Linked DNA regions of Homo sapiens: region 1 is linked to region 2. A link is a contact called in ENCODE Hi-C or POLR2A ChIA-PET data. All regions are on one chromosome and are shown on one strand. The core of a region is the stretch at or near the end of the contact, and the rest is flanking DNA. Distances in the headings are between cores, read along the strand shown. Region 1 has its middle 66 kb from the start of FAM9C. Region 2 has its middle 15 kb from the start of FAM9C.

Region 1 (4,192 bases), core at 1,369-3,868, 81 kb after region 2:
ATTCTTAATTCTGTACCTTCCCCATTTGTCTTGATGGGGCTAGCTAGCACCTTGTTTTATTTTATTACTTTTAAAAAGAGCCAGCTCTTCTGTTTCTTAGTTCTCTGGTTTTCCTGTTTTCTAATTTATTGGTTTCTGCTTTTACATTTATTAATTTCTTTCTTCTCTTTTCTTAGGTTAATTTTATGTTTCTTTTTATAAATTCTTGCGCTAAATGTGCAATTAACTAATTAACTAAAATTTTTAGTAAAGTAAGTGTTTAAATTCATAGCTTAAAGGTATAGAACAGCCATATTCCACACGTTTTGACATGTATTATTTTCGTTATTATTTTCTAGACATTCTAGTATTTTAGTTAATATTTTCATTTCAACACAAATGTACTTAAAAGGAGAATTTTCTTTTAAATCTCAGTGGTGGGTTTTTTTTCCCTCTTTTTGTAATTATTTTCTACTTTAATTTACTATGGGTACAGAATAGCCCTGTTTTCTTTTAATATTTGGGAAGCTGTTGAAGTTTACTTTTGTCACAGTGGGTGAAAAACATCCATTGTTTCCAAGAAGGTGTATTCCCTGTTACTGATTACTCAGTGCACTTACTTTCTCTGCATTATCTGAGTTGAGAAGAGTGAATTGAAGTGTGGTTTCGAATTGATTCTATTATTTATTTTAGTATCTGATATGGTTTGGCTCTCTGTCTCCACTCAAATCTCATATTGAATTGTAATCCCCAGTGTTGGGGGAGGAAACTGGTGGGAGGTGATTGGATCAGGGGGCAGACCTCCCGCCTTACTGTTCTCATGACAGTGAGTGAGTTTTCACGAGATCTGGTTGTTTAAAAGTATGTAGCACTTCCCCCTTGGCTCTCTGTCCTGATCCACCATATGAAGATGTGCCAGCTTCCCCTTTGCCTTCTGCCATGATTGTAAGTTTCCTGAGGCCACCCAGCCATGCTTCCTATAAAGCCTGCAGAACCATCAGCCAAGTAACTGTTTGAGTCCTTGTTTTCAATTCTTTTGGGTATAGAGCTAGGTGTGGAATTGCTGTGTCATATGGTAATTCCATGTTTAACTTTTTGAGGATCTGAGTTTCATTTTAGTGGTTTTTCTTTTTTCTTTTCTTTTCTTTTTTTTTTTTTGAGATGGAGTCTTGCTCTGTCACCCAGGCTGGAGTGTAGTGGCACGATCTCAGCTCACTGCAACCTCCACCTCCTGGGTTCAAGTGATTCTCGTGCCTCAGCCTCCCGAGTAGCTGGGACTACAGGCGCCCGCCACCACCCCCAGCTGATTTTTGTATTTTTAGTAGACACAGGGTTTCACCATATTGGCCAGACTGGTCTCGAACTCCTGACCTTGTGATCCACCCACCTCAGCCTCCCAAAGTGCTGGGATTACAGGCTTGAGCCACCGTACCCGGCTGTGGTTTTTCTTTTCTCCCATTCTATCACACTATTTCACAATAAGAACAAATAAAATAATCAGATAATGGAGAAGTTTCTCTATTTAATATCTCTACCTATCACCCCACTGAATGCCTTTAGTTCTACCAGGTATTCAAATGAATACATTTCATTTTATATCATTTATTTTCATTATTTTCGTTATATAACTCAACGTAGCAGTTTCTAAAGGGCCAGAGATTTGTCTTAAGTCAGCAAGCAGGAAAGTGGATGAGGGAAAACACAGGGCCTGGGTAACCTTCCCATTGCCTGTGACTAATCAAGAATCAGGGCTGGCTTCATGGGTGTGCAACTTACGCCATCACATAAGGCCCTGTGCTTAGAAGAGCCCTGCACTGAGAAGGGCCCCGTGCTCAGAAGGACCTGGTGCTGGGCTTAATGATCTGCTGTGACTGGTTTGAAAATCTTAATAATTTTTGAACAGGAGGCCTCACATTGTTATTTTGCACTGGGCCTCGAAAATTATGTAAACTCTATTAAGAAGTGATGGTATCTATCTATGCCCATCCTGTATCCTAAAAAACAAGTTGTAAATTCTAAAAACAAATTCTAAAATGGGAATAAAAAAAGATATGTCTACCACTCAAGGTGGAAGCGTTCCAAATGTGGGTGGATACTAAACAGAATAGTAATAGAATAACTGAAGTGTATTTAAAAACACAGACGACAGACCAAAGTCAGACAGAATTTTTACAAATGAATTTACTGTGTCTCCTATTGTTAGCCTGATAGAAGACTTCAAAAAGTCATTGCAGGAAACTGAGCTCAAGTAAGAACAAATAGCAAACACATTCCTTCTACTCTCCAAGAAAAAGTGGGGAGGTTTCAGTTCTTATGCCTTCAAGTAGAACTGAACGATGCTCCCCCCACCCCCGCCCCTCCGCCCGTGCTTGGAAGGGCCTGGTAAAATCAAGAGTAAAATGCAATCCCAAGAGATGAACTATAAAGAAAACATAATACTTTTGCAATAGCCTGCTAGGCTTTTCCATCATGTTTTGATTGCAGGAAAGATCAGGCTTTATGGGCTAAAGGAAAAATAAATGAGTTCGTGATAAGCCAAAATCCTGCCCTCCCCTTTCCAGTATCAGCAGGGAGTAGAGGTTCTGGGTTTTTCCTAAGATCAGAGGAAACATGTCTTAAATTCAGGGTGGAATCACAACTGGCCAAAAACCTCATCAAGGCCTTCTTATCTGCTCCATCTGCTGGCTCTGAGTAATCTTTAGCAATTGCTCAATGGTGACGTCTTTAAAGAAATCCTGCCAAGAGCACCCTTTCCCTAGCCTTTCCTTAGTTACAACAATCTACAAAAGACCAAGGGTGAACGTCTGGGTGGAAGAGCTGGCCACCTCTGTATTTGTTCCTTGCTACAAGTGGGTATGAGAAGTATCCTAGGAGACAGATTTTCCAGGACAATGATTAGCCAAACAGTCCTATCCAGAGGCCTTCCAATAAACCAGATTAGCTGTGATGTGATTATGTAATTATATGGCATGTTTCAAGGAGACACCGTAAACTACAATCAACAATTTGGCATCGCGCAGCAACTTGGGGTGTAACCTATTTCAGGAAGAGCCAAATTGGATACCAAAAATGGAAGGACTTGCTCTCATAGGGAAAGAATAGTGAAGGGAAGTGTTTGGTGATGGTGAAAAATATAACATATTTGGAATTTTTAATAAAGAGTTTCTTAGAAGCATCTTATAACATCTGTCCACATCCCTGATTCCCCTTTACAGCTCATGGCCTGAGTTAACATCTGTCCACATCCCTGATTCCCCTTTACAGCTCATGGCCTGAGTTAAAAAAAAAAAAAAAAAAAAAAAAAAAAAGACTTAGGTAGAAATAGCAGGGACTGGCTTACCTATCGTCTATGATTTTGTTGAGTTTTGTGGGAGGGAGACTCTCTAATATTGTTTTCCTCCACTCTCATTCTCCATGGTGCAAATCCCAGGTTGGCTTTTTGTGGGTTTTTTGTTGTTGTTGTTTTGTTTTAGTTTTTTAAAATGTATAATTGACACATAAAAATGGTTTTCACATAATCCTTCCTGCAACACAAAAGGCCCCAAGGGCACTTACCTAGCTTGCCTTCAGGGGTCAATTAATTCATGATGTGCCAGGTAGTCAGGTATACTCTATGGAGGAAAGCCTGTATCTTTGCATATCTAATTTATTTCCCAAGTTTAAAAAACAGTGCTGCTTTTGATCTGACTAGAATGGCTTGAACTGGATTCTGTTGGAAGTTAAAGTGGTATTATAATTGCTTTTTTACTTAACTGTCTACCCCAATGGAATGTACTCCTTGAGGGAAGGTATTACATGACAGTATATTGATCATTATGTTCCCAGGGTCCCAGGGTCAGGTATAATGCCTGGCACACAATAAGTGCTTCATAAGTATTTCTTGAGTGGTTGCTGGATGAGCAAAGCAGACAGAGACCCTTTGAAGACCTTTTATAGCTGAAGCATCTGTAAGCAAGTAAGAATAGTGGTTAGAGGCAGAGTTTATAGAACTGGACAACTTGGTCTTGAATCCTAACTCTGCCTCTTTCTACTGTGGCTAAATTATTTAACCTCTTCATACCTCAGTTTTACCATCTTTAAATTGGGTGTAATAATGAGATCTATCTTATAGCTCTGTGAAGATTAAAGGAGTTGAAATTGGAAATGGTAGGTGCTCAACTGTGTTAGTTTTATTTCTTAAAAAAGTGAACAGATGATCCTTTTCATGTCCTTG
Region 2 (3,859 bases), core at 383-2,882:
CCAGTTCATTGAGTGCCTACTTAATTAATTCTGCTGAGATACTGATGAGGTACAGAAAAGGAAAGCGAGAATCAAAATAGTTTGACTGCCTGTTGGGCACTCAAAGGGTAGTTCTTGATTGATGCATTAAAATGTACTGTTTTTGCAGTCTTCAGCTTTATTGAGGCATCACTGACAAACAATAAACTGCACCTGTTTAAAATGTGCAATATGGTGAGTTTTGATGTATACACACATCTGTAAAACTGTCGCCACAATCAGGATGATCAACTTATCTATCATCCCTAAAACTTCCTCATGCCTCTTGGTAATCCCTCCCTCTCCGCTCCCAGTACCCGGGCAACTACTGATCTACTTTCTGTGACTATAGATTATATTTTATAGACTCAATTTTATATAAATGAAATCACCCAGCAGATCTTTTGAGTCTAGCCTCTTTCATGCAGCATAATAATTTTAAGAGTCATCATGTTGTCTTAAGTGTCAATATTTCATTTATTTTTATTCCTGAGTAGTGGTGTTTCATGTAGCTTATTTTTTGGTGCTCAGTTATTACTTCCCTGGAGAGATTAGTCAGTTGACACATTCTTATCCTATTTCTTTATTCTGTACTTTTTGTTTAACTCACATCATAGACTCACTAAATATTTATATGAATTTATTCAAGGATTTGGTTCAAAAATGAACATCTCTTCGAGAGGATTCTATTGGGGGTCATTCATTCATTTGTTCATTAAGTCATTCAGCAAATATCAATTAAGCCCTTACTAGGTCCCAGGCACGGTGCTAGGCACTGGGGATACAATAATAAAGAAAAGAGACATGCATCCCTCACATTCTAATGAGAGGAGACATGTGGCAAACACAATAAAAGCAAAAATTATTAGTATGTTAGAAGCCAACACATGTGATTTAGACATAATAGAACAGGCTGAAGAGCCAACAGGCATCATCCTAACAATGCAGCCCGGATTCCAAACAGCTCCTGCAAATTGGACTGAGTGTAGACTTTGGCATGGTTTTCTCAGTCACACTTATAAAAGCCCCATGGAAATCAACTTCCAACAGGACTTCAAAGAAACGGAGGCTGCCATGAATGGTCAGGTATTAGGGAATGAGGTCATCCTTCCACTGAACACTCCCCTACATCCCCTGCAGGTGTGTATGTCTTAAGCTTTTGTGCTCACCTGCAGGAGAAAGGCCAGAAAGTGGCTGCCACATTCTTCTCCCCCAACTGCAGGAGTGAGGCCACAGAGGTTTACCTGGGAAGAATACTCTCCACAAACTTAAATCTCAGCACATTACACTGGTAAATGTCACATTCCAGTTCCAGATATCAATCTGGATCCAGGAATGTATGTGCTTCACTCATTCCAAGCACTCATTTGTTTGGTTTGGGGGAGGAGAGACAAGGCTAGAGCAATCTGAAAGTTCAATCAAGCCAAAATACCTTGCTCAAAAACTGATAAAACAGGGCCCCCAATCCATAACCAGAGAATGTTGGGCACTTTCTTCTCTGCAGAAATGTTTTTGCATTTAAGTTTAGGTAGATTTAAGAGAGGAGTGTAAGGAGAGAGTTTCTGTAACCAGAGGAGGGGAGGCTTCCCCGCCTGCCTCCGGAGCTTCTCCTCCAGGGTGATCTGGCAGCCATTCAAGGCAGCCTGAACTTTCTGAGAGACTTGATTTCCTGTTCCCACTGCCTCAGCCGACTGGAGGACTAGGGTGACCCGGGGTGGGGAGCAAGGGACACTGGTTAGTTTAGGATCAGCGGGTGGGAACTGTTTATCCCAACATGCTTAGAAATTCTTCCAGCAGCAACTGTAAAAATAAAAGTCTGAACTGTACAAGAAACTTAAGTTATTTCAACAGTGAACTTCAATCATGAGATTCTTGAATATCTTTTGGGAAGACAAGTTATTTTGTTTGTTTCATTCATTTAAAATATAAAACAACAGACTTCTTATAATGCAGAGGGGACCTCACTGTCACCTAGTTCAACTCACATATTTTACAGATGATGCAGAGTTCAGAACTATTCATTGACAATGGCTGGGGGGATGGGAGCAAGATCCATGTTTCCTGGCTCTGAACTCAGTGCAATTTCCTCCATGGATTATAAAGAAGTGCAATTCCAAATGCCACGCCTTAGGGGGAAATTTACTATATGTAAATTATACCTCACAACCTGACTTAAAAAAAAAAGTATATGTTATCCCTGCTTCCTCCTGAACCTGGGTCTGCCTGACACCAAAGCCCCGGGGCTTTCCGCTCTCTGCCTCTCAGTAGTCTTATTGTCATTCCTGTGAATCCATGGTCCTTTAGTGGTTTATGTTTGAGGAGGGAGCTGTGGACTGAATAAACTATGCAGCACAAAGGCATTAACCATGGATTAATGGGAAAGAAAAGCTTGCTGAGTTCTGAGTCTGACGGGTCAAGAGCTTCTGATGGTGTCATGCAAATTTCACTTCCCAATGAAATCAGTCACTCTTCGTGTAGAGGGGCCATCATATCTTAGCCAGTTCCTGCTTGGGGTTCAGAAGAGAAAACAAAACAGTTTGCCCCATGGTGGGAAAGGGACATTTGGTATTCTCCTTGGCTTCCTAGCTAATTACAAAGTGTTAATGACATTCAAAGGAAACTTGCCTCCTTCAGGGCTTTACAAATAAGGAAGGGCGGGGGAAGGTGAGCCAAAGAACAGACAGGGGCTCCAGTGAAACACAGGGCACAACCAGTCAGCTCCCAGAGCGGGAGGCAGCCTTAATTTACAAAGGAAATAGACACCCCAGCACAGGCTGAAATTGGGTGGGACCAAGAGTTCTTAAACTAATCACAGCTGGTTTCCAAACCTCAAAGATTTGTTATTGCAAAAACATTCTCAAGCAGTAGATGAATAGATTGAATGGCGACAGAACAAAGAAAAGATGGAGACATTTTCCCCACAGCGGCTTCAAGACAGGTTCAGAGAGGTATGAACTAGCAAAGTAACACATTTATCCAATCAACATTTTTTACCCATCTCCTACACTGGGTCTGAGGACACAGCTATCACATAACATTTGACCTCCTCTAGTATCCTACAGAAAAACAACTAAAGCACCTTTGTGCAACTCAGAACTACAAGCTCTTCCTTATGATTTGGACAACAGGTGCCTTCAAAGAATGGTTCTTTTTCCTATATTTTCCTTCCCTTCTCTTAATGGAGAATTTTTTCTTCCACCCTAAAAAGGAAACACGACCATCAGTTTCCCAAATATGAAGAGGGAAATGCATGTGTGTATAAACAGTGGTTACCACCTAGTAGAATTTTAAGCCTTTAAGGATTTTCCCCCCTAACGATTGCAATTTCCTTCAGTTACTATTGTCCTATGTCTTATATCCAATGTATTATTTAGGTATTTCTTTACAGGCTTTTTAAGATTTACAGGTGTACCTGATCAAAAATAGCTGGAAAGATCTGAGATGTTTTTTACTGGATAATTTATTCCGTGTGTACCCAACAGCCAAGCACTTGGCAAATGACCAAAAATATGATTTATTTTTATTTATTTTGTTGAGACGGAGTCTCACTCTGTCGCCAGGCTGGAGTGCAGTGGCACAATCTCGGTTCACTGCAACCTCCGCCTCCCGGGTTCAAGTGATTCTCCTGCCTCAGCCTCCCCAGTAGCTGGGATTACAGGCGTGTGTCACCACACCCAGCTAATTTTTTATATTCTGGGTAGAGACAGGGTTTCACCATGTTGGCCAGGCTGGTCTCAAACTCCTGACCTCAAGTGATCCGCCCGCCTTGGCCTCCCAAAGTGCTGGGATTACAGGCATAAGCCCCTGTGCCTGGCCAAAAGATATGATTTAGAAAGCCAGA

What was found. A loop is a pair of places that touch in the nucleus more often than their neighbours do. ChIA-PET counts read pairs that join two places held with the same protein, here RNA polymerase II (POLR2A). Pooled maps may share reads with other maps.
Region 1: a map of heart right ventricle shows a loop between it and region 2 (1.9-fold over the local background). The contact joins two enhancer-like sites. A Hi-C loop is called at or near these places in 5 of 168 maps with a recorded cell type or tissue (Caco-2, PC-9, heart right ventricle and 2 more) and 4 of 50 pooled maps. POLR2A ChIA-PET finds 5 or more read pairs at or near these places in 1 of 52 experiments (activated B cell).

The regions. Positions count from the first base shown.
Region 1 is chrX:13,108,278-13,112,469 of GRCh38, forward strand. No RefSeq gene overlaps it. Among named protein-coding and RNA genes, the nearest start is that of FAM9C, 66 kb to the left of the region's middle. Within about 2 kb of position 2,619, at least 14 of the 41 ENCODE cell types and tissues checked have a DNase peak (open chromatin) inside an H3K27ac peak, as active enhancers do; they include PC-9 and left ventricle myocardium inferior, where a contact is called at or near this core.
Region 2 is chrX:13,027,864-13,031,722 of GRCh38, forward strand. No RefSeq gene overlaps it. Among named protein-coding and RNA genes, the nearest start is that of FAM9C, 15 kb to the right of the region's middle. RefSeq lists an enhancer at 2,227-2,446. Within about 2 kb of position 1,633, at least 19 of the 41 ENCODE cell types and tissues checked have a DNase peak (open chromatin) inside an H3K27ac peak, as active enhancers do; they include PC-9 and left ventricle myocardium inferior, where a contact is called at or near this core.